Linked DNA regions of Mus musculus: region 1 is linked to region 2. A link is a loop called in an ENCODE intact Hi-C map of the cell type or tissue named here. Cell type or tissue: heart. All regions are shown on one strand. Links, peaks and the distances in the headings refer to the core of each region. The heading gives the core; the rest is flanking DNA. Region 1 overlaps Jade3 (jade family PHD finger 3). Region 2 holds the start of Rp2 (retinitis pigmentosa 2 homolog).

What was found. A loop is a pair of places that touch in the nucleus more often than their neighbours do. Peaks named below come from ENCODE experiments on the same cell type or tissue, not always from the same donor. Only the 100,000 strongest peaks of a DNase experiment are listed, where the experiment ranks them.
Region 1: it touches region 2 in a loop (3-fold over the local background); 4 of 42 quality-filtered maps call a loop at or near these places.

Annotation. Positions count from the first base shown.
Region 1 is chrX:20,490,308-20,506,101 of GRCm38, reverse strand. Jade3 (jade family PHD finger 3) reads right to left here. Exons shown (of 13, transcript NM_199317.2): 8 at 11,734-11,945; 9 at 6,509-6,676; 10 at 3,590-3,706. Among named protein-coding and RNA genes, the nearest start is that of Rgn, 52 kb to the left of the region's middle. In heart, for the core only: a CTCF peak has its summit at 8,221; no DNase peak of the experiment used is centred there.
Region 2 is chrX:20,358,611-20,374,404 of GRCm38, reverse strand. Rp2 (retinitis pigmentosa 2 homolog) reads right to left here and starts at 9,924. Exons shown (of 5, transcript NM_133669.5): 1 at 9,577-9,924. The coding sequence starts at 9,669. In heart, for the core only: a CTCF peak has its summit at 8,178; a DNase peak (open chromatin) is centred at 9,884; H3K4me3 peaks cover 1,473 bases; H3K27ac peaks cover 1,266 bases.

The DNA.
Region 1 (15,794 bases), core at 5,056-13,055, 130 kb before region 2:
ACTTATTAGCTTAATTCATTTTTTAGTTTAGGCTGGCCTTGAACTTCCAATTCTCCTGCCTCCTCCCATGTGCTAGATTACAGGTATATACTACTTTTATTAATTTTTCTTTTGAGACAGAGTCTCACTATGCAAAACCTGGATGGTCTAGCAGAAAGAATGGAAACAGGCAACTTCAGGAAATAGGAGGTTGGGGAGGACCCCTCAGGATGGAGGCCTTTTCAATGGCTGTTCCCTCTGTCTGAAACACTTTTATCCTAAATATCTACATAGCCTTTTCTCTTCCACTGCAGTCTTTGCTCAAATGTCACCTTCATAATTAGTCCCATGCTATCCACTCCACTTACTTTAATTCATACTCCCTGCCTCACACTTTCTAACTTCTTACTGTCTTCTATATTTTTCTTTGCCACAGCACTTATTATCTTCTAACATCTATTGCGTACTGTTTACTTTCACAAATTAAAATATAAACTCCATGGTGCCAAGTTCTTTGTTATTTCATTGGTAGACTCAAACCCTAGTATACAATAAGCATATACACTTGTTGAATAAATTCAATCCCTTACACTCAAGCTTGGGATAGAGGTGTAGCTCAGTAGCAGAACATTTGCTTAGCATACTTGAGATTATTCCCTAGCACGACACAAAGACCAAAAATGCATAATGATCTCAAAGTAAAAGATCTCTAAAATTAAGAAATAAAAATAAGAATTGTTCTGCCTATGTGAAACCTCTAGAATCTCTTATCTACTATTCATGTATCATCCATCAATCTTATATTTACTGCCTGTCTGCCATGTTAAGGTATGGGAAAAAGCTAAAGACAAAACTAGGGAAGATAAAATTAATCAATGAACAATAATAGAAGATAGAATGTGGAACCTAAGGCTGCAATGCAAACTCTTGTCTGCAAATGCGATTTCTATACTAGTTATGTTACTGATTACTAACTGATATAAAAATAATCTTTAACAGCTAAACAGTAGGAAATGTAGGTACTATAATGAGAATATTATTGAATATAAATTCAATATAAATTATTAAATAATGAACATGGAATTATTGTTTCAATGGAAAATATATATCATAAATTAATCTGATACATTCAAATGTATATGCATTTATTCAATGCACCTTAAATGAATGTTAACAATGGAAGGAATCCACACATGAATGGTGTATCATCTTGGCCTTTAGGAGTCTTATATAGGGAGAGCAAACAGGAGATAACTTAGATAAACAAAACACTCTGTTTGATTAGTAGCTTAAGATTTCTATTGCTGTGATTAAAAAAAAAACACAGCCAAGAGTAATTTGGGGAGGAAAGGATTTATTTCATCTTATAATTTGCAGTCCATCATTCAGGGAAGTCAGGACAGGAGCCCAAGATAGGAACTGATACAAAAGCCCAGGAGGAGTTTTGATTACTGATTGTTCCTCATGGCTTGTTAAACCAACCAACCATCCTTCCTTCCTTCCTTCCTTCCTTCCTTCCTTCCTTCCTTCCTTCCTTCCTTCCTTCCTCTCTCTTTCTTTCTTTCTTTCTTTTTTATTAGATATTTTCTTTATTTACATTTCAAATGTTATCCCTTTCCTAGTTTCCTCTCTGAAAATCCCCTATTCCCTCCTCCCTCCCCCTGCTCCCCAACCCACCCACTCCTGCTTCCTAGCCCTGGAATTCCCCTACACTGTGAAGGCATAGAGCCTTCACAGGACCAAGGGCCTCTCCTCCCACTGATGACTGACTAGGCTATGTTCTGCTACATATGCAGCTAGAGCCATGAGTCCCACCATGTGTATATGTACTCTTTGGTTGGTGATTTAGTCCCTGGGAGCTCTGGGTATACTGGTTAGTTCATATTGTTGTTCCTCCTATGGGGCTGCAAACCCCTTCAGCTCCTTGGGTCCTTCATTGGGACTATAGCTCCTTCATTGGGGACTCTGTGCTCAGTCTAATGGTAGGCTTCGAGGATCCATCTCTGTATTTGTCAACCTGCTTTCTTAGCACCCAGGACCACTAGCCTGGGAGTAGTACTACCTATGGTGGCCTGAAATCTACATCAGTCATCAATCAAGAAAATGTACCACGGGCTTGTGTACAAGTCAATCTATTTGGGGGCATTTTCTCAACTGAGTCATCTCCAAAATGACTCTAGATCGTGTCAAGTTGATAATAAATATATATCAGGGAGATATTTTCCCCATTTAAACACTAAAATGTTATATAGTTAAGATAAATAAAATGAGCCAAAATAAAATTTTAAGAGCAAGGTAAGTATTCATATTTTTCAGATGACAAATCTGCAACCTGTTATGCTAAACAGAAGTGAACTAAATAAAACATCTAGAACCACTGCTCTAAGGTATGACGTTACAGAGACCCCTTTCTCTGAGGGTCTGCAGGCAAATCTGATCTCAAGCACTCTGCAGCTCATATGCAGTAAGTTACAGTCAGTTAGTCCTTCCTTCCCACATACAAGCAGTCACCTTATTATGCTTGGAATAGAAAGTGAACATAACATTATACCTTAGATATCTCAAAAATATTACCTGTACTACCACATGTACCATATATGCCTATAAGAATAATTTTTTAAAATTTATTTTTATTTTATGTGCACTGGTGTTTTGCCTGCATGGATACCTATGCAAAGGTGTGAGGGTCTCAGATCTTGGACTTTCAGACAGTTGTGAGCTGCCCTGTGTGTGCTGGGAACTGCACCCAGGTCTCTGGAAGAACAGTCTGTGCTCTTAACCTCCAAGGCATCTCTCCAGCCCCTCTAAGAATGATTTCTAAAACTAGTCACCAGACTTTTATCTATTCAAATGTACCTTTCCACACCCAAATGGTTTACAGAACCATCTATCTAATCATAGTGGATCTTAAATGTATTGACAGCTAGTGGATGAAACTGATCAGAACATGGGTTACATATTTTAGAGTTATAGCTTATTCCCTCTCAGAATGAAATTACTCAGCTTTAGAGTCTAGTTGATACATGAGCTCTGACACTAAAAGATGAACATTAAATACCATTATGAATATTATTTTGAGAAGGGGGTCTCACTATGTTATTCAGGCTGGCCTTGAACTTCTGAGGTGAAATGATTTTCTTCTGCCTCAATACCTTGAGAAGCTGGGACAAACATGTGTATCACTATTCCTGGTAACCAATATGAATGTTGAAAATAATAGGCTTAAAGGTTGGAGAGATAGCTTACTGGTTAAGAACATTTACTGCACTTTCAGAGGATACAAGTTCAATTCCCAGCACCCATGCTGGGTGGCTCACAATCACTTGTAACTCTAGCTCCAGGGGATCCAACACCCTCTTATGACCTCTAAGGCACCCACCTACATACACATAAGTAAAAATAAATCTTTGGGGAAAAAAAAAAAACAAGCTCAATGGTCCAGAGGCAACATCTGAAAAAGATTTCCACAAATGGTCTTTGGAGTGACAGTATCCTACACATGAGTAGGTAGCCTCTCAAGTGATTTCTGGGGTAACAGGACACTCTTACTGGGACCATGAGTCAGGTTGACTTGGTTTTAGCTTACTCCACCATTTCTCAGGGAACTTACCTGAATACAAGCCCCTGTCTTCAACTTGCACAGGTTGCAAACTAAGGCCCACCGGCTAGGTGGGATATGGGAGATTTTTGTGACAGGCTCCATTCTCTCAGGACAAGCGATACTGACCTACAAATAAAACATCATCATAAGGCAGAAGCACCAAGGCATGTCAAAAACACTTTCACAAACTATAAGTGATGTTATATGAAATTGAGAACATTAAAACAATGAGGCAAGCCATATCTTCCAAGGTTAGTACGGAACTAAGAATAAAAAAAGATGTTTCTTTCCACTGCTCAGTCCTTCAATCATTTCTAGTAATGTAAACAATTTATATCTACAATGAGAGTGTAGGAGTGTAGACTAGGTAGGCATAGTTACCTAAAAGAATCAAGATGTATCCATCTTTACTTAGAAGAAAGCTACTTAGGAAAGGAAATAAAGTTCAGAAATTCTAGAATCTGTTTTATGTTAGAGATGGTATCACATGCCTTGCTATTTCATTTAGTCAACTAACGATAAAGAAAGGCAGTGACAGATCTTTCTATTTGGTTTACAAAGCAGCATAATACTGTTGCAAAGTAACAGCAAATTTATGTAATGAAGGGACTGCAGCATGTAATTAGAAAGGATGAGGATGATACCACTTCTAAACCCCAAATCTTTAAGACTATGTAACTATTATCATCTTACCCTACTCTCTCAGCCAAAGTAGCTTCAAAGTGAAATTAAGTCTTTGGGAATGCTGAAAGGAAAAGGACACTTTAAAAAAGATGGAAAAACTTTCCATTTGGAAATAAAGGGTCATGTAACTACTGGTAAAAATGTGTGTTTTTTTTTAACAACTTTATACATGTACAAATGTTGTGCCTGTGTGTGCATGTCTGTGCACCACTTGCATGCAGTGTCTACAAAGGCCAGAAGAAGGCATTAGATTCTCTGAGACTAGAATAACAGATGGCTGTAAGTTACCATGTGGGTGCTAGGACCGGAAGCTAGGTCTTTTGAAAGAGTAGCCAGTGCTCTTAACCCCTAGACAATCTCTCCAATACCAGAAATAAACAGGTTTCAAAAAGCAGTAACTATCAAAGAAGGATGATCCATCTACTACAAGTTCTGTCCAGATCAGGAGAGATCTTTAATAATCTAAAATGTACTGAAAATCAAGAATTGAGAAGCCCTAAGAGAACGTTAATTAACGTTTTTTTAAAAGTTATTTTTGTTTTATTTATTTTTGAGATAGGGTCTATGTAGCCCAGGGTGGCCCTTAACTCATGATTTTCTTAGTCTAGCCTTCTGAGTGCCGAGATTATAGGTGATTTTATTTTTATGTATGTGGTAGTTGGGATCAAGCCTAGGCTTTGCACATGCTAAGCAAATAATGTCTCAGCTATGTTCCCTGATTTTTGTCTGTTTGAGACATGGTCCCACTATGACTTAAGCTAGCCTCGAGGTTGCTATGTAGCAAGGCTGGTTTTAGCTTTTGATTATCCTGCTTTTTCATCCAAGGATGAAGGATTACAGGCATACAATACCAAGCCTGGTTTCAACCTTTTTTAATTGTAGTTTTTTGATAGTGGAGAGATGCCTTGTTCATAATAGGCCAATACTCTACCACTTACTATACCCTACCCCAAACTACTGGTTTTTGTTTGTTTACTGAGTCTAGATATGCAGGCTGTCTTTGAGCTTACTACACATCTCCAAGATGGCTTCCAGATCTCAGTCCTCCTGCCTCAGCCTTCCAATTATAGGGATTAGAGGAATGTCCTACCATGCTCAGTTTAGAAGCCATGTTTAATTAAGTTAATGAACAATAGCCATTCAGGAAATATCTACAATTAAAGGATAGGTTTATAATAAAGAATAAATTTTGAATAAAGGCCTTAGGTAAGTGTTGAGTTTAAGCACTCAAAAGAGCTTTTTAAGTAAAGAACAACTAGCTAGGTGTGGTAGTCCTTAATACCAGAATTTGGGAGGCAGAGGCAGGTGGATTTTTGTGAGTTCTAGGGCAGCTAGTCAGTAAAAGAGGGAAACCTTGTCTTTAAAAAAAAATAGAGGAAAACTACCACAGTGGGCAAGAGTGATTGTTTACTTTACTTGTAACAGCCTAGAATAAGAGATCCAAAGCAGAATAAATAAATAGAATATCCATATAATTATGAATAACTAAGCAATGTAAATTAATGAACTACTGATACATACTACAACATGGAGTTCTAGCCAGGCAACAAAGAATACTTACTCTAAAAATATGAAGCGTAAAAACAGACAAAATTTATCCATAGTGATAGAAATTAAAATGGTTTACTTTCAGGAACTAGGGACCTTTCCAGGATGCTATTTATATATTTCTGTGGTATTTCATGTCTTATTTTGATTTGTGGCTACAGGTATTTTAAGTTAAGCTTTACTTTTAAAAATGTTTTTTTCCTCTTTTGCTTATCTTTTTCTTTTAAAAAGTAGTTTATTTTAAATATTTTTTAAATATTTATTTTAAAATTATACATATATGTGTGTGTGAGTATGTGCATGTGTGTGTATGGGTGCCTCTGGAGGTCAGAGGCCATCAATTTCCTGGGAGGCAGAGTTACAGGTAGTTATCTATGAGCTGCTTGACATGCAGGAAGCTAAACTTGGATCTTTTGTAAGAGCTCCTAATAGCTAAGCTACCTCTAGCCCCACACCCTGGACTTTTATGTCTCTTCTCTCATACAAATTTATCAAATACTACTGAAAATATCACTCACAAATACAGAAATCTGGGCTAACAGGCACAGTTGTATACAAGAAGACTGGAGGTAGCACAGAAATCTCAGAAATACAGTTGAGCAGAAAGCATTTCCATGATCAGTCTGAGTCTGTCTAAACATCATAGGAAGGAAGGTACCCTGGAGGAAATTGGCCCAGATTTGGATGGTTACTTACTTCTGGAATCCACAGGGCACAGCTGACATGAGCCCATTTAGTCCCTGTTCTGGTGGTCTTCATGGCTCCACCTTTCTTAGGACATAAAACACACTGTGGATAAATGCCCAGGACACAGGAGCGGCACAGCCAACTACCTTCTGGAATCTTGAGAATGCCATAGCAAGCCTGTAGGTAAGTATGAAAAAGAGATAAGCACACATAGCTGAACAAGTTCATATCTAGGATTTCATAATTTTTAAACACTAAAAACCAAGCTTGTAGCATCATCTGAACTAAGATTAGCATGCGTACCTATGAGAAATAACTTTAATGAAGATAGAAAAAGACTAAGTGGTAATTCATATCAAGATTAGTCCAACTACTAACTAAGAGTTGGACTACAGACTTTCCTGTATTCCAAACTGTCTTCATTGTTTATATAACAGGTCATCCAAGCAATAATGGAGTAATTTCAACATGTCATGTAGTATTGTGATAAAAAAGTGAAATAAGCCAATGTTTATAAAGAGTCTAATACTTGGTACATAAAAACATTCAGCAAATTATAGGAATTATTTGCTTGGGTTGAATAAAAAGACTTGTGAATTGAGTTACAATGAATTACAATTGAATTATAATCGAATTACAATGAGTTCTAGGAGCGTTTCAATTCTTTATTGAATTATATTGAAAAATAAATGATAACTCAGAGATGGGAGATTACTTAGGAATTATTCTAGACTGTCCCCATCTTTGATTTTGTCCATTTGACCCTCTTTATTGCTCTACTCTATTTCAGAAGAAACCTAGTTGCCTTTAGGTTCCTCACATAGTTAAATATACCCTACCTATACCATCAACTGATTAGACCTAGCAGTTTCAAAATTTTTGTGGGTTCTAAGAGATTCACATTTAGGTGAGATTCACTAAGAATTATAACCATCCATTGCTAACCTTTTTTCCTTTTTGATCTTCTAGACCAAATCCCTGGACTTTTACTTACTTACCTTCATCCACTGACACTTGGTGCCTGCACTTACTTCTTACATTGAGTCCCAGAGGCTGAACTGCTTTTCCATCCCCATCCTCACCACTATTACTCTATCCAACTCCTTGTCACACTATTCTAGGATGAATTTATTTCTACATTTGTTTATTCATTCTTCACAGCTTTCACCTTTCCTCTATTTAGTTGTCAGATTCTTCTCAGTAAAATTTTCTAGGAATTTTTCCTGTTCTTATCTCATTTATTCACCATCATCTAAACTAGGTGTTGGCTACTGCTTAAGACCTGTTTTATAAGGCTAACAAACTTAGAATGCTTTTTTCACATTTTAAAGAGTTCTAGATGGGGGGGAGGGGGAGGGGGGAGGAGACAACACACAATATAGATTATACACAGTTGGCAAAGTCTTAAGTATTTCTGACACTAAGTATTCAATATCTGTACAAAGAAGTAGACTATGGATATATACACAAAAAGGAATTGGAATGGTTTTAACTTTCACATAGTTTTAAAGAAAAAAAGTTGTATGATGTTAAAATCTAAAGTCTAGTGGTACAAACTTCTGCAGTGCGAATCTATAGTCGACACTGAAGAACAATGAACATGATATGGTGGAGTATAAAAGGTAAATTATATTTAAACAATCCAGATGCCAATATGCCACTATTCTTTTAGAGAGTAAACAAATATTTAAATTATTATTTAAGTGACTTTACAGTCAACAGAGGGAGCTCTAACCTAAGTAGTTATTTATGATCCAAATTACATCTACTTTATAAGAATCTCAGTATTTTATTCATGTTTCCTGGGAGCTTTTTTATGAGACAGATATGTTCATCCCAGATTGGTCCTTCAAACTCACAAACCTCCTGCCTCAAGTGTACTGCCACGCCCAGTTTGGAAGAAGGTCTTTTTATGAAATTTCATATTGTAACAAATTCCTAGCATTCATATATATCAGTTTATAGTCTGCAAGGCCCAGTCAAATGCTATTGCCAATGTGTGAGAGAGGTATCATTTATAGTGACCTGGTATATTTCTAAAACAAATGCCATAATTTGGGTGTGTGTGGGGGGGGGATTATTACGTTACAGTTACGTCAAGGAACCTGAATATAATTCTTTGATATTTTCCCCTAATTGTAAAAGACAAACATAGAAAATATATAAAGATGACCTCTGTCTTATTTCCTTCAAGCCTACCACAGATTCAATCATTATCTAAAACCTCTTTAGTAAGAAACATTACGAAGTTCAAAACTGTTCAGATCTTAGGAAAGTTATTATATAAGCCCAATGGGACCAGGGACAAAACCATATGTGTTAGTATTTCTATAAAAATATGAGTATTTGAATAAAATGGGTAAAGGCTATAAACAACCTCATATTAGCTAAGTTCTGGTATTGTTTCCAAATCAGTTCTGGTTCAGAATTTCAGATAAAAGGGAAATCATCAGAAAATTTTAATTTTGGAATTAATTATATGAGAGGACTTATGGGTGTGTATTATCTGATACTTTAAGTTCATAGTTAAGTCATAAAAGATTTTTGTTTCTATTGAAAATATATTACAATGCCAATAATTGGTACAATGAAGATAAAATTTCCAAATTTACCCTTTTAAAGATACAATAAATGAAGAAAAAGGCTAAATTGATAGGGTGGTTTGAAGGTAGCAGATGTGCAGCTTGGTCTTCATGTGGGTCCCTGAACAATTGCAGTGGGGGCTGTCTCTGACTCAAACTCTGTTGCCTGTCTGGTCCCTTTCCCCTAGCTGGATTGTCTTACACCAGTGGAAGAGGATGCAGTTAGTCCTGCTGAGTGAGACTTGATATGCCAGGGTGTATTGGTATGGTGGGGGGGGTTGCAGGGAGGTGACATGACAAGGGAAAATAGGTGTGGGAGGGTGGAACTGGGAGGAGAGAAGGGAGGGGGCTGTGACTAAATAAACTGAATAAAAACATAAATACAGTGAATAAATAAATGAATGAAAAAATAAAAGATTGAAGGATTAGAAGGTATGGCCTTGTTGGAGGAAGTAAGTCACTGGGGTGGGCTTTGAGGTTTCAAAAGTCCATGCTATGCCTAGAGAGAGAATGTGTGTGTCTTTCTCTCCCTCTCTCTCTTTCTCTCTGCCTACAGATCAGGATACTACTCTTTAGCTACTGCTCAAATGCTTGCCTGCATGCCACCATGCTCCCTGCCATGATGATAATAAGAATAAACCTCTGAAATTGCAAGCAATTAATGCTTTCTTTCATAATAGTTGCCTCTTCCCAACAATAGAACAATGATTAAGGTAATTGGTGACAAAAAAATTGAGTTCTTTCTACAATAGGAAGTTAAGGTTAAGGTTAGGTGGCCTGGAAAAGTCTTAAGTCTTGGTTGTTTTCTATCTCCTATGTTATGCAGGCTCATTATTCTATTAGTTTTGACCAGAATTATCTTTCTAGAACATAAATATCCTTTTAGAGTTGATGGAATAAATGAGAAGTTTTTAGTTTGTCAGAAGATTCTTCATATGTGGGCCTTTTTTCCTTTCCTATCCCTGGCTTCCTTGCTTTTCCTCCGCTCTTCAAATACTCATAGAGGCATGATTCTAACACATTTCACTCACTCCTGACTACTTGCCATTAACATAGTCTGAACCTTTCTGGATATACTGACATCAGTTTTCAGCCATTAAGATTCAGCGTTGAGTGTTACCTGCTGAAAGTTGTTTTTTACCTTTATCATTTCCATGTATTACCACAGCAGCATGGATTTATAATCTATAAAAGTTCCTGGACACTATGGTAAACTGACAGTTTCTTTTTAGTCATTACACCATGGTCTACCTGGGGGAGGGGCAGAAAGCGTATCTGCCTCTTAATTACTGTGTCACCATAATGCAGCACAGCTCTGGCTCATGGATGGTACTTAGTGTTATACAGTATTTGTTAAATAAATTAATAGTATCAATAAAATATATAACATATTCAGACAAATAAAAATTCAGTTAAGTATAAATCAAGAACGAACATGAACTACAGCTTGGAAGATGAAGTACATTTTGATAATGTGATGTAGAAGACAAGATTGTATATGGCTATGTTCACATGTACATGAGTGCTTGTACATGTGTGTGGAGGTCAGAAGTTAGTGCTAAATATCTTCTTCCTTAATTGTTCTCCATCTTGTTTATTGAACTAGGGTCTCTCAATGGACATGAAACTTGATTTAGCTAGGCTGGCTGGCCAGCACCAGGGAACTTCTTGTCTCTGCATCTGCAGACCTGGGCTCAGTTCTCTACATGTACTTTGGGAACTCAGGTTCTCATGCTTTGGCAGCAAATATTTCATCAACTGAACCATCTTTAGCTCTTAGAAGAGATTTTTAAATTCAGACATGGATATAAAATGGAGACAGGATAGTATTACCAATATTCATCACTATACATCAAGTGACCTTGTTTCACCAGAGCACAGAACATAGATATGGACAAGAGTTGAAATGAGTGCTGACATCACTAACACTATTATTATTAATATGTCATTATTAATCATTATTAGTATGTGTTAGAAAGGATGTGAAATAACTTGGGTAAAGTCACTTAACCTTTGCTTACATTGTCTGTAAAAATAAGGCATTAAGATAGTCCTTTAGAGTCCCAGACACCTGTGGTCTCTAAAGGTAGGGTTGACCTAGGTTTCTGGGAATAGTATATAGGGAAGGCCCTGGGTACTAAAATAAGAACTCTTTGCCTTCTATATATAGATTACAGATCATGGGTCAGTGATGATGTCCTAGAGATTCTAAGGTAGAGAATATCTTAAATGCAGAGGAGAGTCTCCTAGGCAAGAAGCATAGGGACTTCCTGAGTGAATCAAATGAGACAATCTCAATGGTCCGGACATAATGTGACACAATAAAGACCTAGGTTTAGCCTCTTGGGAATAGGTGAAGCAGCTTAGAGATCATAAGAAGTAGTGTTTCTAGAGAGAGTACTAAAAAAAGCAGAGCCTAATTTTTATTTTTCATCTTTAAATGTAAGACATTTACATATGGGTGTTAGAAATAAGTAATTAATGAAATTTTAAAAATCTGACTGTTGATCAGGTAAGGGCACGAGCCAAGCCTGACAATCTGAGTTTAATCCCCGAAGCCCAACACTAGAAGAACCAATGCCTAAATGTTATCCTCTGACTTTGACACTAGTGTTGACCTTGCATGAGGAGATGTTCTCCATTTGGACTAACCTGATGTACACAGACGTTACACTTATCACAGAATACCATATCATTCCCTTCTTCACTGTCTGGAGACCGGCACACATCACAGATCACATCTTCATCATATTCTATTCCTAGCCCTTCCACTGTTTCAATAGCATGGTTCATATTTTCATGGCAGTGGCGTTCCAGAACTTCTATTGTCTTTTCCATAAGAGTCTCATCAATTGGGCCATAACCTGCACAGAAAAATATAAAATTGAAAAAAAATAAATCTTTGTCCATCTCCTGATAAAAACCCTATTCTATTTTTATTCCTACTACTATAAGACTTTTATGAACAGCTGTAATTTTGAACACTTTAATTTGTAGCATATTAAATTTCTTAATTCTTTGAACACAAATAACATTATTAACAAATTAACTTCACTAAGAACACCCAATAATTATACCAGGAGTTTTTCATATGATAATATACTAATGGAAGAAAATTCTAGGTAAATATATATTTAGTAATATATATGTGAAATACTGTTTTTAAAACCCGATTTTTTAAAAAAAAATCTAATACCATTTTCAATAACAAGTATTACTAGAAACCTATTAGCATTCATAAAAATTTAAATGTAATTCTGAAATCACTCTTTTCTTTATTCCTTTTTCTTTTTATACTTTTTTTCCCTCACTTTCCATACTTAACCCAACTGAAAGATTCAAATGGTTGATGTTGGTAAAAACCCAGTTCTCCCAAGAGACCAGTGATTTTTGCATGTACATGCGCACATACATACATAGACATACACAAGTATAATTTTCAAAATTAGTCATCATAAATACTTTCAAATCTGTATAAATTACCTTTTTAATCTACTTATGACGCAAAACATTTTATCAGGCTTATTTTTCAGTCAAAGCATCATACATACATACATTCATATATGCATATACTTAGCTACACACACATACATATATGTATATATTATACACAGAGGGATATATAGGGACAAAGAGTTAGTGTCTAGGCTGGGTAGGTACCCAAAGAACTCTGTATCTTGTACATAGATATTTGTAATCCATGTTTTTTATAATTGCTGCTCTATTGACAATAGCAAGGAAATGGAATCTGCCTAAACAAATGCACAACTGATTAATGAATTATAACAATATAGTACATATAAACAACTTTATCAAGCCATAAATAAAAATGAAATTTGTAAAAAAAAATGGCCTTAGAGAGCGGTGTGGGAAAGGTAAAAGAATGTATATGATTTGCAAACAGAAGGGGGAATACTCAGAATGAAAGGGTTTAAGCACGGATGGGAGGTGGGGAGATGAGGGACTGGGGACAGGGTCAACCAAAATTAAGTATGTATGAAAATGTAATAAACTAGCTACCTTGTAAGCTAATTTTATAAAGCAGAGTTATGGTGTCTACTTATGAGAATTTGGATTCAAATTCCAACTTTATCTCCTATTAGCTATGTAAGCTTTGTTATCTTAATGTTCTTATATATAAAATAAGAATACCGAATTATTACCTTGTGAGAATGGGTTATTTTGTTCATTGTTTAGTATGGTACCCATTATGTAGTCAGCATACACATTTAAAATTCTTTTATTTGAGCAAAAATGCTTAATTTAATATTTTTAAAAGTTTATTTTAAGCTCTAAACTGTGTGACTACAATACCATTAATTCTAAGGAAAAACTCGACACAAGGCAAACCTCCTAAAAATCTCTTCTAAGGGGTCTAGAGATATGGTTCAGTGGTGTAGAGCAGTTGTTCTTCCAGAGGACTCACAATGATTCACAACTCCAGTTCTAAGGGATGTGATGCCTTCTGGCCTTTGCAGACATCAGGTATGTATGGAGTACACACATAATGGCTGGCTTTACATGTTATCTTGACACAAGCTAGAGTCATTGAAGAAAGGAAGCAACCCAGTAAGCAGAATTTCTCCATGGTCTTTGCCTCAGCTCCTGCCTCTAGGTTACTTGACTTGTTTGTCCTGTCTTCCTTCAGTGATGAACAGCGATGTGGAAGTGTAAGCCAAATAAACTCTTTCCTCCCCAACTTGCTTTTGGTCATGGTGTTTCATCACAGAAATAGAAAACATATCTAAGTCAGAGGCAAAACTCTCATATACATAAAATAAAATGAATACATCTAAAAAAAACCTTAAAAACTACAGTTTAAAGAAACAAATACTTTTTTGATTATTTTTGAGATCATAATATATTCACAATACTTGCTTCCCCTTTCTCCCTCCAAATCTTCTCATATACCCTTTCATGTTCTTCAAATTCATGATCTCTTTCGTTTCACTAATTATTGCTCCATGCGTATGTGTACACACACACACACACGAGTGCATGCCTAAATATCACTTACTCAGTCTGTATAATGAAACTTGTATGCATGTTTTCAGGGCTAATCATTTGTTATTGGATAACTAGTCACGGTACTCTTCCCTGGGGATGTCTATTTCTCTTGCTCTCAGCATTCCCTAGTTGCCTGTATTTCTTTGTATAGGGTTGAATATGGCACAATCACCTAAGTGTACAGTAGTGGTATGCATGTCATGGAGGTAACCAATAGCTCTCTATTTACAAGAGGGAAACTATAAACGGTACTGGAAATTTAGCTAGTGCAAGCAAAAAGTCATGGATATTGAAGGAGAACCTACAACCACTATTTTACTAAACTAGCACAATCTCTAATTATATTCTAAACATTTGTCCTTCTACCCACAAGTAAGTGCAGACTCCACCCTTCATCAAGAGAACTTATCTTTTAAACAGAGACCACTACAGAAAACTATAAGCAATCAAAATGCAGAGTTGTGGAGCTCAGCTTCAATGGCTATATATCTACAAAACACACCCCAGAGGGAACATAATAATGGTAGGAACCAGAAGACCAGGAAGTTTGCTATGAGGCTGTGTCTCCTAGTGATGTCAGAAGCTACACCTATAAAATCTCACCAATATGACTGCCTAAAGATGAACTGAAAAAGGATGACACAAACAGATATGCTAAAGTAGATAGGGAAAAAAGCCCATGAGGCTTCACCCCTACACACACAAAACAGCTCTTCTAAGATTAAATGAAATGTGGTGTCCTGGATGGGATCCTATACCAGAAAAAGATCAGTAGAGAGAAAATGGAAAGTCCAATAAAGTCTGCAACATCAGTTAACAGTGATGGTACCTGTGCTGGTTTCTTCATCATGGTAAATATACCACGGCAAAGAAATATGTCAATATTAGGGAAACAATATATCTGAGGTAAATATTTGCATTTTCTGTGCTGAATGTCCATTTTTTTCTGTAAATCAAACTGTTCCATTAAAAAAAAAGTAAAATGCTCATCCAAAGAGTATTAATTGTAAAGCATTAAACTTATAGGGCAGTTTTTTAATCAAAGGAAGCATTGTGATGATTGTGTTATCTATGAATTCTATATGCATGCAAAACCACACACTGAGGCACTTTCATTAGGTTGTCATACTCTGACTTTGCCCCTCTTTTCTTGCCTTCTCTGTGATTTACACTCTTAATTGGCCACCTGAAACTCTTCTTAGAGGGTAAATAAAAAACAGAACATACTAAGGGTTTTTTTGTTTTTTGTTTTGTTTTGTTTTGTTTCTGAGACAGGGTTTTTCTGTGTAGCCCTGGCTGTCCTGGAACTCACTCTGTAGACCAGGCTGGCCTCGAACACAAAAATCCGCCTGCCTCTGCCTCCCAAGTGCTGGGATTGAAGGCGTGCGCCACCACACCTGGCACACACTAAGTTTTTAAGAGCCAAAACTAAGATTATGTTTTTGGCAGAATAACTGTCATTACCATGCCAAAGAAGATTTAATATAATTTTAACTTTTTTTATATGTATTCATATACTAGCTTCAACATAAAAAACTTAAAACTGAGTTTAAAACTAAGAAGAACTGCTTTGGAGATATTTTTCCGTTTAATTCTGGGCAACAAAACTAGAAGCCTTCTATTAAAGGATGATCAGAGTAACTTATCCCTTGTAGTAGGTGCTGTTAAATGCTGTAGATAGACCTTTTCTCCAACATCTGGAAGAT
Region 2 (15,794 bases), core at 5,299-13,298:
ATACTGGAGTGAAACTAACTAATAAGGCAGAGGTCCTGGTATAAAGTTTGGAAGCTATCTATGAACAACAGAAGCCACAGAACAATTTAAATATGTTAAATTTACATTTCAGAACAATTAATAAGAATATGGGGGGTTGGAAAGATAGTTCTTTGCTGCAAGCCGGGCATGGTGGCACACACCTTTAATCCCAGTACTCAGGAGGCAGAGGCAGGCAGATTTCTGAGTTCGAGGCCAGCCTGGTCTACAAAGTGAGTTCCAGGACAGCCAGGGCTATACAGAGAAACCCTGTCTCAAAAAACAAAAAAACAAAAACAAAAACAAACAAACAAAAAAACCACTTGCTGCTCTTCCAGATTTGAGTTTCGTTCTAGCACCCACATTAGATGGCTCACGACTATCTGTAACTCCAGCTCCAGGGGATCTAATGGCCTCTCCTGCGGGCTTACATATATACACAAAAATAAAATAGTTTAAAAGGAATATGGAAATCTGGAGTGTGAGTCTGAGGGGCTTAGCCAGAATGGGCTGAAGTAGTTAGAAGGAACGAGAAGGATGGGATAAATTTGAGAAATGTTGAGGAAATGGAATTAACAGGTGTGCTAAATAAAGCAGGAAGATTGTCAATTTGAAGCCAGCTTAGGCTATACAATGAGACCCTACCAAAATCAACAGCCAAACAAACAAAAGGCAAACATATCTAAGAAGCTAAAGTATTGCTCGATTGTATAGCACTTGCCTTGGCCCTTGGTTCTATTCCTCGCACTTCCAAATGAAATAAACTAAAATATTAAATAAAATCTAAGGAATACTTTCTAACACTACTTCTCCTAATTACTTATAGGTAAAAACAAACAACAACAAAAAAACAAATTAAAATCTAAAAATACAGAATTGGGGAGATGGCATAGTTGGCAAAGCACAGGCACATCAAATATACAGGCTGTTGCAGGAAAATCTCCAGCTCAGGTCCAGCCTTTGTTAAATAGCAAGACCCTACATCAAACAAACAAAACCGAAACAAAAGTCTCAGAAAAAAATTCTCTTAAAAAGATAGTTCTAACATAGGGACCCGAGTTCAGTCACCAGCAGTTATATAAAAAGTTGGATGTGGTGGAATACACTTATCACCACAACAGCACTGCAGAGTCAATGACAGGCAGAGCCTTATAGCTCACTGGCCCACTGCCTAGTATATGTGGAGAATCCCAGGACACTTGCTTGTCTCAAAAGACTGTAAGTGTGTGTGTGTGTGTGTGTGTGTGTGTGTGTGTGTGTGTGTGTGTGTGTGTGAGTGTGTGTGAGTGTGTGTGTGTGTGAGTGTGTGTGTGTGTGTGTGAGAGCGTGTGTGTGTGTGTGAGTGTGTGTGTGTGAGTGTGTGTGTGTGTGAGTGTGTGTGTGAGTGTGTGTGTGTGTGTGAGTGTGTGTGTGTGTGTGTGTGAGTGTGTGTGTGTGTGAGTGTGTGTGTGTGTGTGTGTGTGAGTGTGTGTGTGTGTGTGTGTGTGTGTGTGAGTGTGTGTGTGTGTGTGTGTGATGCCTAAGGAATGACACTTGAGAATGTTCTCTGGCTTCCAAAAGCACCATGAATATACAAAACAAAACAAAACACCAAAATACAAAAAACAAAAACAAAAAACCAACAACAGATAAAACTAGAAATGAAGAAAACCTGAATCCACAACAAGTAAGCTTGCATTACACATCTAAACAAGATGTAAAATGCAAAAAGTAAAATTACTTGTCCATAAACACACACTGAATAAAATTGGGGGATTGGAGAGATAGCTCAGTAGTTAAGGGTGCTTGTTGCTCCTGCAGAGGACACAGGTTTGATTCTCAGCATCCATATGTCACTCACTGCTGTCTATAACTCCAGTTCCAAGGAATCCATTGCCCTCCTTAGGTACCAAGAATGCATGTGGTATACAGACATACATGCAAGCAAAACACATGCATACATAAAATAAACACATCTAAATTTTCTCTTAAAAATTAAAGCTAGGTGCGGTGACACACACCTATAAAATTAGCACTTAGAAGGCTGATTTAGAATAGTCTCAAATTTTGAGACTACCCTGAAAAAAAAAAAGGCTCAGAAATTTAAAAATAGTAGATACTTTACAAACACGATCTAGAACTGCCATGGAATGTTAACTGTATTGCAATTAAATGCTAAAATAATACATAAGAGAAGTTAAAATCACAGATGTAATTAATAATTTAAACATTAAATATAATAAAGAACAACAAGGTCAAAACAAGTTTTAATAGACAAACTGTCAAGAATGATTAAGAAACAATACAATAGAATGAATGAAAACAAGGATATGATTATAAACAGGTTTAAAGCAGAGTATAAGGTGCTGAGAGATGCTTAGTCGTCAGGAGCACTTACTGCTCTTGCAAACAACCTGGGTTTAGTTCCAGCACCCACATCAGACACCTCACAAATGCCTGTAACTCCAGTTCCAAGACTTCCGATGCCCTCTTCTGTGGGTACTTGCATGCACACTGTGCACATGCATACACATAAAATTTACAAAATCAATAAACCGCTAAAAAACAGAATATAGGTAACTATATAGCCATTTTAGTCAATGAATCTTGGTTACCCCAGAATATAACTCCTATAATGTGGGTTATACAGGTATTATATGAATAGTAACTAAATCTGATAATCAAGTACCTTTTTTGTTAGGTGTATGAGTGTTTTGCCTGCATATATGTGCCCATGGAGGCTAGAAGAGTGTATCAGATCTCCTTGGAACTAGAGCTATGGATAGTTGTGAGTCACCATGTGCTAGGAATCAAACTCGGGTCCTCAGAAGAACACCCAGTACTCTTAATGTGGAGCTCTCTCTCCAACCCAATCACACACTGTTTTGAAGAGAACTTGAATCTTCCCCACATCCCACTCTCCACTCCATCTCCAATGAACTGAGAGTCTGATGCTGATCAAGAACAAAAGAGTAAGGCTTAGGAGCTAGCCCAGTAAGAGCACTTCACTTGTCTAGTATATGGAAGGCCACAGTTCAATTCCCAACACTGAAAAAAAATGGGAACAAACTGGCACTCAGGGACATTCAGTTAAGTCACACGTCAAGTTGATCAATTTCTGGCTAGGGAAATAAAAGAACTATAGCAGGCAGAGGCACTGCTTCTGATAACTACTGTAGGTCTTTCCTCCCTTTATGTAAAGGGAGACTGAGGCTGCTTTCCTCTGTGAAAGCCAGTACCAGGACGTGGGAACATAGTTACGGGGCAGGCAATGGGAGCTTGGTCTACTTCCAGGCCTTAAAGTGAGAAAGAACATCAAAGGGTGGCTTAAGTCCATTCTGCATTAAATTTTAGGAGGAAAAAAGTATTCTCTGATCATGTTTCCACGTGTCTTTTTGGCACTGATACATTAATCACAGCGGAGGTAGTTAGAGCAAAGGTGAATAGGTAAAGGGAAAAGACCACCAGGATTTGGCTGATTTCTACAAAGCTGAATGGGCAAGAGGAGCAAGGCATGTGTGGGTCTACACTCAAACAAATTAACACAGACACACACACACACACACACACTACTAGGAGTTAAGATTTCTTGTTGCAAATGTCGGCATAAAATCTATTGCTAAATCACTGAGCTGTTATTTTAATAGGTTTGAGTGTGCTGTGGACTTAATATTCGTGTCTCCCCCCCATTTTTAATGCTACTAGAGATTGAACCCTGGGCCTCGTGTATGCTAGGTAAGTACTCCACCACTGAGCTGTATCTCCAACCAGTCTCCCCAAATTTCTCCTTTGAAGCTCTAGCCTTCAATATGGTGATATTTGGAGGTGAAGCCTTTGGGAAGTAATGAGAGGCCTTCATAACGGGATTACTGGCCTTGTAAGATGTGGGAAAGAGTGCTGGCGCCGGTGAATACAGAGAGGAAAAGTCTTGAAAGGATACAGCAAAAAGACAGCTATCTAAAGCCAAGAAGACAGGCCCACTAGACAGAGATGCTAGAATGTGCTAGCATCTTGATCTTCTGAGTCTTGGGCTCTAGAACTCTGAAACCTAAACTTGCTGTGTAAGCCATCCAGAATGTGGCATTTTGTTACGGCGGCCTGGCCTAGCTGGCTTCAACTAAGAAGCCCTTCATCTCTATCTTTACCAGCACTTTTTGTGGGGTTGAGGGACTTGACTGGGCTTACTTTCTAGTAAATCTTATGAAGTCACCAATCCTGTGGGATTAGAACTCTACACTTATGAACATTATGTAAGCTTTTTTCTTTCTTTAGTGGCTCTAACTTCAAATATAATCATGGAGGATTTAGGCCTTCAAAAAATTTTGACTAATACTCATAACAGCTTCTAATACTGCGGGATTCAGTGTAATCTATCTTCTTAGTTTTTCCTAGACATTCCATTTTTACTGGCTTATGAGGATAAATTAATCCTGTAGCTAAAGATTCTATAATTCGCTTTACAGTATAAAATTACTTGGATTGTCAATCACTATTCAAGGGAGAAATATAGGATATATGTTACTATATTTTCTCAGAAATTCCTAAAAGTTCTTCAAGTCAAAACTTAATAACTAATTTCTAGCTTAGAATAATTTTGTAAACGTTACTAGTTCTTAAAATGTCTAAAATTACAAGCATAGATAGGTTATAGTCTAAAGTATTTTAACATATGAGCCTTGATGAAATGTACATAGTTTATATCTCTATGTATTACCTATAGCCCACACTGGCCTCAAACTTGCTGCATTAGCAGGAGTTGGATCAACAGTACTATTTAAGTATTATTTCCCTAACAGAAAACAGCAGTGAACATCTTAATTCTTTACTAGGCAGCAAGCAAATTTTCATTAAATTTAATTTCTGGAGTTAACTTCAGTAATGATATCCTGAGATATACTAATGGAATCTATTCACATTAATGGAAATCCAGTTTGTAAAAATAAAAAGTATTTTTAAAGAGTAGCTTGTAGCAGATATGCTTACTTAAGCTTTAAGGTATACATTAAATGTTTTCTCTAAAGACATCTAATAAAATATATCTAATGAAGGGTTAGAGAGATGGCTCAGCCAGTAAGAGCACATAGTGTTCTTGCAGAGAACCTGAGTTCTCAGCACTCATGTCAGATGGCTCATAACTGTATGAGACTCCAGCTCCACAGGATCTGATACCTGTTTCTGCTCTCTATAGGCATTGCTCTCATGTGTACAAACTCATACCAGATTTTCACATACATACACACATAACTGTAAAATAAAAAACTTAAATATATTTGTAATAAAATATCAAAATTAGAAATCGTTATTTGGGAGAAAAGATCAATTAGACTCAATAAAATCAGAGGTCCTTGGATCCTGAAGTTCAGAATACACATGGAGAGTGCTTGGCCTTCAGCCCTAGTTGAGCTCCCAACTGCATGCCTGTATCAACCTGACAGTCACCTTTGGGGTTAAGCCACCCTGAAGGCGATCCTGGAACCCCTACTCAAGTTGCCACAGTTGATACCATATAGAGTCAACCCTGCTTAACTGTACACAAAGGGCAGAGTCCTAAACAAAAGCAGTATTTGCCAGTGTTTTAAGGTATTAAGTTTTAGGATGGTTTAGTTCATGTCAAACGGCAACTAAATTATCTCACATACTTAGATGATGATGAAAATAGCATCGAGCTTCCTATCTACTACAGATACTTCTTTTTAGCAGGTCACCTATCTAACCTCTGAAGGTTCCACACAGACATCAGTTTCCCATAAAGTCATCCTTTCTATTGATGAACAATTCTTGGAATTAAATTCTCCTATAAGTTGTGCTTGAAGTGTCTCTGGAGATGACAATTACTATCTAATGTCTCTTCTTCAGGGCAAGTCTTTGCCTCGCTAAATTGTGCAGAACTCTTTAGGACTAGCCAACTTTATAACTAAGAAGCTTGATATGCACAAATTGGCTGGTTTACCCAAAGTTGAACAACAGACAGTTGAATTTCTGATCTGAGACTTTGGCTTTAATAAGCACTATTTCGAATAATCATGAGACAAATGTAGCAGATACAAGTGTGTTCTTCATACTCAAATCACAATTTTCATACCTAAGCCATCATTTGGGAAACTAATTCTTTTTTTTTCTTTTTAAGGAGTCAAGATCTCAGTCTCACAATGACCATACTCACACAGGGCAGCCTGAAACTCAGGAGGCTGGCCCTGTACTCAGAAGCACCAAGCCTCCAAAGTTGCTAGCACTATAGGCTTGCACCACTTTGCCCAGCCAGAGAAACTATTCTTCTTTCCGTTATTGAGGAATATTAGCATGAATAAGTGGAACTGAAAACTCCCTTTGTGTGCCACTCATCTTCACCCCATTTTGCCTCAGTATTTCCCGTTTTCACTCCAAAGGGCAAGGAAGATCTCGGAGGGCAAGAATAATAAGTTTGGCTCTTCCTTGGTGTTTGAATACATATACATTGAATAATTTGCTTAACTATTAAAATACAGCATATAAATAATAAGAAAAGGCATTTCTTTCTAAATGATTTAAACAGAGATCTTAGAATCCAAACTATTTCTCATTTCAGGGTAGTTTTTTTTTTTTCTTTTTCAAAGTCAGCAGCAATGGAAAATGAATTCCTTCCACTGTTGACTGTAATATGTAAGTTGCCATGACACCACTTAGTCCTCAAACATTCTTTCTAATTGAGACAATTTCTCCTTGCTTCAGTCCCTTAAGGCTGACCCAATTACCCAACACAAAACCCAAAACCCATGGGGTACCCATCAACTCTGATTATACAACCTAAGGAAACTTTAAACACCACTTTTCCAATGGTAAGGAGATTACAGTCAACTCATTAAAAAAAAACAAAAAACAAAATCTCTTACAGGTTGACTAATTGCTTGCTCTAACTTTAAACAGCACAGACCTAGACTCCATGATATTATGAAAACCTGAGACAAACCATTTCTGTTGCTACAGATACAATGTATCTCAGTTATTTCGGTAAGCTGTGTATTTACACTCAATTCCTTGTAATGAAAAACACACACACACACACAAAAGTTTCAAGAGATAGCAAGACCAGGGTCAGTAAAAGTACCATTGGAGGGCTAGGGGTATAGATCAGTGGTAGAATGCCTGCCTAACATTCTGTGTTCTATTCCCAGCACCACAAAAAAGGTTTTAACTTTTATTATATCTATATAATATATATAATAATAATATATTATGGCATCTTATGTATACTATGTATTATATAGAATATAATTATATATCTAGCTATTTTATATATATATAGGCTTATTGTACATTTCCAATAACAGCTCTTACATCTCTACAACTATAGTACCTAGCAATGCTCTCAAAAAGGGTTCCTTTATTATTATTACACATACATATCTATGTATGTTTAAGTATGCATAAATACAACCTACTGAGTCTGTTTTTGCTGTTTGTATGAATCTGGTTTCAAGGCTGACCTCTTTATTGAATAAAAACATTTTAAAACTATAAATGAAAAAAATTTAATGTTCCTATTTACACCAGAAAGTTTAATGCAGCACACATGGTGGGAGAGGCGACACTTAGATATTAGTATCCACTAAGCTATTTTTCAGTACTTTAACTTAGATAAAGAGCACAAGAAAAAGAGATCACAAAACACATTCATATGAAAGATCCCAACTATCAGGGTGTGGTAGCCCAGCCCATAATCTCAGTACTCAGTATGCTCAGGCAGGTAGATTGCCTGAAATCCAAGGCCAGCCTAAGCTACATACCGTTTAACAGGCTAGCCAGAAGTACATATCAAAACATTGTCTCTAGCATAAGTTGGTGATGCATGCTTACAATTCAAGCAATCAAGAGATGGAGGCAGGGGAATCAGATAGATACTCAGGGCTATGCAGAGTTACATGAGACCTTGTCTCAAAATATAACAAAAAAGATCCTGTTGCAAAAATAACATAATAGCAAGACCAGAAGACCCCAATTAATCAGAACTTTGTAAGTAGAAGTTAGCAGAAAGACAATTATTATGGAACAGTGAACCACAGCCAACCAAGACTACTGAAAAGAAAAGCACACTTTTACTTTTAGCCTGACACTTCTAAACAAAATAAGACAAACAAAAACTCTCTCTGCAGCAGGAAGTTCAAGTTTAAAGAGCATTGTTTAGCTAGGGATGCCACTCAGTGGTAGAATGCTTGCCTAGCATGGCTCAATACCCAGCGCTGGGGAGAAAAAATTTAAACAGCATTATTAGAAATCCCAAGGCTGTTGAAAATGAATACTTCAAAATCCTCCTACCAAATGATTTTGATGGGTACAATCTTCATATAAGACAGAAAATACAACACTTTCCTACATGACAAAATACTGCTATATAAGAGGAACAAAAGGCCACATGGCCTAAGAAAGGTTTCAGAGTCAAAGGCAAAAAGCTGAGCCTGAGAATTCAGCTTCCATTTGTTAAAAGCCAACATTTTGAAAATGTCATTTATATGAATGCCTAAATTCTGCTGGGGATTTGAAATGATGCAGGATGATTTGTCATACCAAACAAGGATGCAGGATGACTGGTTATAACAAAACAAGACTTTAGTACTTCTGGTCAAAGTTGTTGCATTAAGCAATAGTTAACTGTTCATGACACCCATTTAAAAGAACAAGCGTTCTTATTTTGTTTGAGAAACTATAATAATTGATGTCTATTAAGTGTTTTACAAAGCAACTACACTAAGAAGAAAAGAAGAACTTTGTAGAAAGAGGAACCATTGTGAAATGTATGCCTAAGTAAGTGTGTTTTGTGCAAGATTAGGAGACTTTTTCAAACCTTTTGAGATATATATATATATATATATATATATATATATATATATATATATATATATATATATATATATATATATATATATATATATATACACACACACATATGTATATATGTGTGTGTGTATGTGTGTGTGTACATATATATATATATGGCATTTTCGTTCATATAAAGCTGCAATAATAAACTACTTCCTGGTTTGTGTTGGGTACTTTCACCTTACACAATACACTCCAAGACTGCCTCAATTTTCATTATTCTTTTCTGATAAATGGAAGACGAGAATAAAGGTAGACATGAAACAGTCCATTTAATAACTGAGTAACACCAAGAGGCACCAAAAGCGATTTTCAGAGGAGAGCAGACAAAAGAGTAACAGCTTGGGAATACAAACCGCAGAAAAGATGAGAACCAGTCTTGCGTGTGTAATTCGACCACTGGACCAAACCCCTTTGGCCAACGCTGGTGAAATGAGCTGATTGGAGATTCAGCACCTTCCTGGCTCTTTCCCTCCCTGGAGTCCTTTCTAGAATCCGGAGTCGGGGTGCAGAGCCTACAGAGAGGCCCTGGGAGTCTAGTTAGGCTGACCACTAACTCTATGCCTCCTTTGGGCCCTTCACATCCCGCCCCCAAAGTCGTGCGACTTCAGCTGCCTGTGCGCGCCAGTGAAAGCCAGTTGTGGGCCACCCGCCAAACTGCCCGCTTTCATCTGCTGCAAAGGGCAGCCGAGGAGGGCCCAAAGCAAGGGATCCCCAAAACATCACCTTCTCCCGCTGGTCCCAGCTGTACAGCTTGGGCTGCTCCTCCTCTCCCTCAGCCTTTTCACTCTTCCTCCTCTTAGTGAAGCAGCAGCCCATGGTGCGGCCTAAGGGTCTTGGTAGTGGACCCCACTCGCTCAGACACCTTTCAGAGGGTGGCGGGAAGCCAGGGTGACTCGGCCAACAGCTCCCCGGACACCGCCCAGGGGAGCAGCCCCGCCGCCAGGAACCCTCAGCACTCCCGCCAGGCCCAACACCCTTCTCCGCCCAACCCCCTAGGTCTCCGTGACGACCTATGGCAACCAATAAGCGGGCAGCAGCCTCTGAGCCAATCAATGCCTCGCAAGCTGCTCTGCTCCTATGAGCTCAGGCCAAAGTATTCATTCACCAATCCTACGTCAGCGGGGGGCTGGCCAGCTCAGGTGCTCTCACCGAGGGCCCCGTCCCCAGGTCGGTCCTACTCCACCCCCAGCTTCTCCCCTCTAGTGAACTAGGCTGGGCTAGCTGGCTGCTGTTTGATTGGGCTGAGTACCTTTTCCTGACCCGGTGCTCAAATTTCGAAAGTTTCCAAAATTTAAGCTCTGGAGGGGATGCCATACAGAGTAGTGGACTTGTTTTATGACAAAAATTGCTAGGGAAAAAAATCTTGCTGATTTTGTAAAACAAATTTGTGTCCTTCACTCCTCCCTTTCAGTACCTTTCTAGGGAACCCACAAGCTTCTGGTCGAACTGTTCATGTCTGGTGTCTGTAGAGGTCAGGAGAGGGCTCAAATCTCCTGGTTACTAATAGTTGTAAGCCATCAAGCAAGTGCTAGGGAGCGAACCTGGATCCTCTGCAAGAGGAGCAAATGATCTTAAACACTGAGCCATCTCTCCAATCCTTTGAGGGATGTCTAAAAGCTTCCACTTATCTCTCCAAAATTGGACAAGTATTTAGGATAAAAACCTAGTATTGTCTCCTTACTAGAACAGTGAATCTGGGAGCAAAAGGATATTACAAAAAGGCATGTACCTTTGAATCTCTCAGCTTATGCATCCAATGACAGAAGCACATATAACCTTTTTCCAATCTCTTCCAAAAGACAGTAGTCCAACTATAGAGGGTAAGAGAGGCATGTTGACTCACCACAAAGGAGCTTTAGGAACTCAAGCAGTGCAAAGTCTAATAGAGGATATAAACCCTATCATATAAACAACCTGATCTGTTCAAAGCAAATGGTACAAAGTTCGCGTGAAAACATAAAAATATACACAATCATTAACATTTGTTGTATTTGGGTGGACTTTGAGTACAATGCCCATGTATTGCTTTCATAATAAGTTGATTTCTCTGAGATACAGTATTAAAACATCATGATAAGACATCAAATGCAGACTAGCACTTTCAAATTTGTTTATCTTTTTACTTGACCATACCTATCACATTTAATGTAGATTCTAAAAGAGCCTCTGACTCAATTTGGGCATTAAGATTGTTCCTCCTTTCACTTCCTGCCCTTTTTGTACAACCAGGAAGAAGGGTACAGTGCTTAAGAATTATAAATGACCTGAAAGTTAAGCTCCAGGTCTTGGACAATAAAAGCTGTGCATTACTGCCTTTTTCTTCAGTCAGATCAAAGTTCTATGTGAGGATAGTTTTGTATTAGAGCCCTGCTGCTAATTTATATTCATAGAATAGCAAAAGTTTGATCACTGCAGAGTGCAGAATAAGAAGCTGAAATCCAGGGATGAATCTGTGGTCACAATGAATGGAATTGAGCAAGAACTAGAAAAATTCAGATCCTCTGTCCCTCATGGATCATGTTCTTCATAAAGACACAACTCAATAAAACTAATTTTAGAGAAAGAATTTCTAAAACTCATTGCTTTGAGCACACCCTTTTAAAATTATTTGTTTATTTTATGTATGTGTGTACACTGTCACTCTCTTCAGACACAGCAGAAAAGGGCATCAGAGCCCATTACAGATGGTTGTGAACCACCATGTGGTTGCTGGGAATTGAGCTCAGGACCTCTGGGAGAGCAGCCAGTGCTCTTAACTGCTGATCCATCTCTCCAGCCCTAACTCATTGCTTTGAAACACATGCTCTTGAGAAACTCAAATCTGAAACAAAATCTAGATCAACCTGTAATTAGTTTTTAGAGATCCTCAAATAAAACTGAAGGCACTTGGTTAACTCTCATCTCACTGTCAGTCTAATCCCAAATCAAATTAAATCAAAATTAAATTGAAATCATACAAATTATAGCTGGGTGTGGCAATATATTCTCAGCATTTGAGAGTTAGAAGCAGAATGGAGTTCAAGACTGGCCTGGGCTACTTGAGACACTGTCTCTTCTTTCCATATAGCCCCCACCAACCCAAGAACAACCAGGATTAAAAAGCTAATACACAAAGATTAGTGATCTGTTTTGCTCTCTTGCTCTTTTTTCTTCTTCTTCAGAGGTGCTAGGGATTAAACTAAAGCCTTGCACATGTTATACCTACTAGGCAGGTGCTATACCACCAACATAAATCGTGAATACCTCCCTGTGCCTTTACAAAGTACTTTAAATTTTGAGAAAGGGTCTGGCTAAGTTGCCCATTAACCCAGACAGGCATTAAACTGAGTCCCCTGTTTTTGCCTCTCAAGTAGCTGGGATTAAAAGTCACCAGGCCTATGTCTCTCTGTCTTTATCTGTCTCTCTGTCTGACTCTGTCTCTGTCTCTGTCTCTGCCTTCTCCATGTCTCTCTTTAGTTCCTTCCACCATAAATTCCCATGACTTTTTTTGGCAAGCCAGCTCTGTCCTTACTAATCAGCATATACATTGCTGCCAACTGCCATTCTATCTCGAGTCCTGACTCTTCTGTCCCAGTGTGCAGAATGTACAATGAGCCCCTTATACATTAACTCAGACTCTGAAGGGAGATAATCAGACAATTTTTTTTGCCAGTTAATCGTCTGTAGACAGATGTGCACATATGTTCTAATTGCTGCAATGGCAGGAATGAGTTCCATATTATAAAAGTAGGTGGTGAACAAGTCCTACAAAAGTATGTGCTAGACACAAGCATAAGTTCAATTACTTCTGCCTAGGTAGACACTTCCCACCTGTCTTAGTTAGGATTTTACTGTTGTGAACAGACACTATGACCAAGGCAACTCTTATAAGGACAACATTTATTTGGGGGCTGGATTACAGGTTCAGAGGTTTAGTTCATTATCATCAAGGTGGGAGCATGGCAGGCATAGTGTAGGTAGAGTTGAGAATTCGACATCATCAACTGAAGGCTACTAGTGAAAGACTCACTTCCAGGCAGCTAGAATGAGGGTCTTAAAACCCACACCCACAGTGACACACCTACTCCAACAGGGCCACACCCTCTAATAGTGCCACTCCCTGGGCCAAGCATATACAAACCATCACATTTCACTCCATGGTCCCCATAGCCTTATTCAAACATATGAGTCTATGGGGGCCATACCTAAACATAGCATAATGCAAAACACATTTAGCCCAACTTCCAAAGTCTCCATAGTCTATAGTAGTATCAATAATGTTAAAAGTCCAAAGTTCAAAGTCTCTTCTAAGATTCATCGAATCACTTAACATTCCCAAAGCAAAACAGGAAACCAGCTGGGCAAACTCTAAACTCTGTATCGCCATGTCTGACATCAAAGCAGTCTTCAGATCTTCAACTCCATTTTCATCTTTGTTGACTGGAACAATTTTTTTTTCTCCTGAGCTGGTTCCACTCCCTGTTATCAGCTTTCCTCAGCAGATAGCCCAATGCTCCGGCATCTTGAACATCTTGGGGTCTCTAAGGCAACTTCAATGTTACAGCTTCTTGTTTCAATGTCTGGAATCCACACATGATCTTCTGGGCTCCTCCAAAGGGCTGCTGTCACTTCTTCAGCTCTGCCCTCTGTAGCACTCTAAGCTCAGGTTGGTCCGCTCCACTGCTGATGCTGTTTTGGTGGTCATCCCATGGTACTGTCATCTCCAATACACTGGGGTCTTCCTCTGCAAATAGGCTTCACCAATAGCCTCTCAAAGGCTCTCTTCATGGTGCCAAGCCTCAAATCCTTTGCATGACCCCTTCAGTCCTGGGATGTCAACTGAGGCTTCACCTTCACCAACGGCCTTCCATGGCCTCTCACAGTGCCAAGCTTCAGCTGTTCTTCATGATGCCTTCATGCCTTCAAAACCAGTACCAAATGGGTAACTCTTACACATTACCAAGTACAGCTGCTGCAGGAGGTATAACCTTGGCTATCTTTGGAGCACAGCTTCTTTGTGCTCTCAGAAAACACTTCCCAAAAGATTTCACCTCAGTGATGTTGGTCTCTTCTTAATCACCACTAATTTCTTAGCTCCAGCTAACCAGCATCACTTGTTCCAGTAATCCCTTCTATTCTGGACTCTAAAGCCAGAGTCACGTGACCAAAGCTGCCAAGTTCTGCTGCTTGCTGGGGCTGGAACATGGTCGTCTTGTTCTATTACACTATCACCAGCTTTCCACCAGTTTTCCAATTCCTTCACTGCCTAAGCTTGACTGTCCTGGAACTTGGAATTCAGAGATCTGCATGTCTATCTCCTAAGTACTGTGTGGTCCACCAAGCCTGGATTTAAGTTTTCCTTCATGTAGAACATTCTCTAGGCTGGCCTTCAACTCAGAGATCTTCTTGTTTTTGCACCCAAGGATTAAAAGCTTGTACTACCATGTCTGGACCTAAACTTTTAGCTGGGTGATATCCTGCCCCAATGTCACTACTCCCTTAATTCACTTTAATATCCTTGAACACAGGATTTAGCTCCTGGTGGCCCTTTAATATCATACATTTTAATATTTTTCCTTTTTAACTTTGCTATGCTTGTTTAAAATGTTCTTCATGAGACTTAATCAGATAACAAAGTCTATGATGAGTGTTTCTGAGACTTCCTTTGTCGATGTAATTAATCTGAGTCTCTTCACCTTAGCCTCAGGCAGATGCCTCAGACAAGGGCAAAAAGCAGCTACATTCTTCACCAAAACACCACAGAAACAGTCTTTATGCCACATTCTGCAATTCTTCTCCTCTGAAACCTCTTGGGTCAGGTCTGCACAATTCAAATTACACTCAGTCTTTCATATTCCTACTAGGATAGCCCATTAAGCCCCATTTAAAGTTTTCCACTGCTTTCCAAACTCAAAGTCCCAAAATCCACGTTCTTCCAAACAAAGGCATGGTCAGGCCTATCATAGCAATACCCTAGTCCTTGGTACCAACTTCTGTCTTAGTTAGGGTTTTACTACTGTGAACAGACACCATGACCAAGGCAACCCTTATAAGGACAGCATTTAGTTGGGGGTGGGGGAGAATAGCTTACAGGTTCAGAGGTTCAGTCCATTATCACCAAAGCAGGAAGCATAGCAGCATTCAGGCAGTCATAGTGCAAGAGGATCTGAGAGTTCTACATCTTCATCTGAGGGCTGCTAGTGGAAGACTCACTTCCAGGCTGCTAGGATGAGGGTCTTAAAGCCCACAGCCACAGTGACACACCTACTTCAACAGGGTCACACCTCCTAATAGTGCCACTCCCTGGGCCAAGTATATACAAACTATCACACCACCATTTACACTCCTGTTTTGTTTTTTTTATTCCCTCCCAATACCACCTTCTCAACCCCCTCCTGTTATTTCTTTCTGTGGAAAGCTTCCTTTTGTGTTTAGTTTTATACACATTGTCTGTCTTAGAATGTCGAGTTGAGGCTTTATGTCTGACCACAAGTTTGAGAGATAGTTCTGGTTCTCCTATGTCTTGACCATAGACACATAGTTACTTCTCAGAAGACAGGCTTGAAGCCACATATATTTACAGCATAAATACATCAATACCACTAGCAATGTTAGCTAGAAAATTCCCCATGTTGACCAGACATGCCTTTGTTCACTCTGCACTCTCCTGAGGGGATACACAGAGGAAAAAGGAGGAGCAGCAGTTCAGTTATCTATTGGTGCACAGTGAACCAGCTGAAACATAATGACTTTAAAATGCTAAATTTACTCATGAATCTGCATTTGGGCAGGAATTGACAGCTGCAACTCAACTTTGAGCCACAGTACATCTATAGCATAAGCTTGGCTAGCTCTACTAGAAGGCTGATCAGGAATTCCTCTATATGAAATCTCAGGAATTCTCTTCAGCATACAGTTAATTGGACTCCATATGTGGTACTCAGGCTCCAACAGTGAGTGTT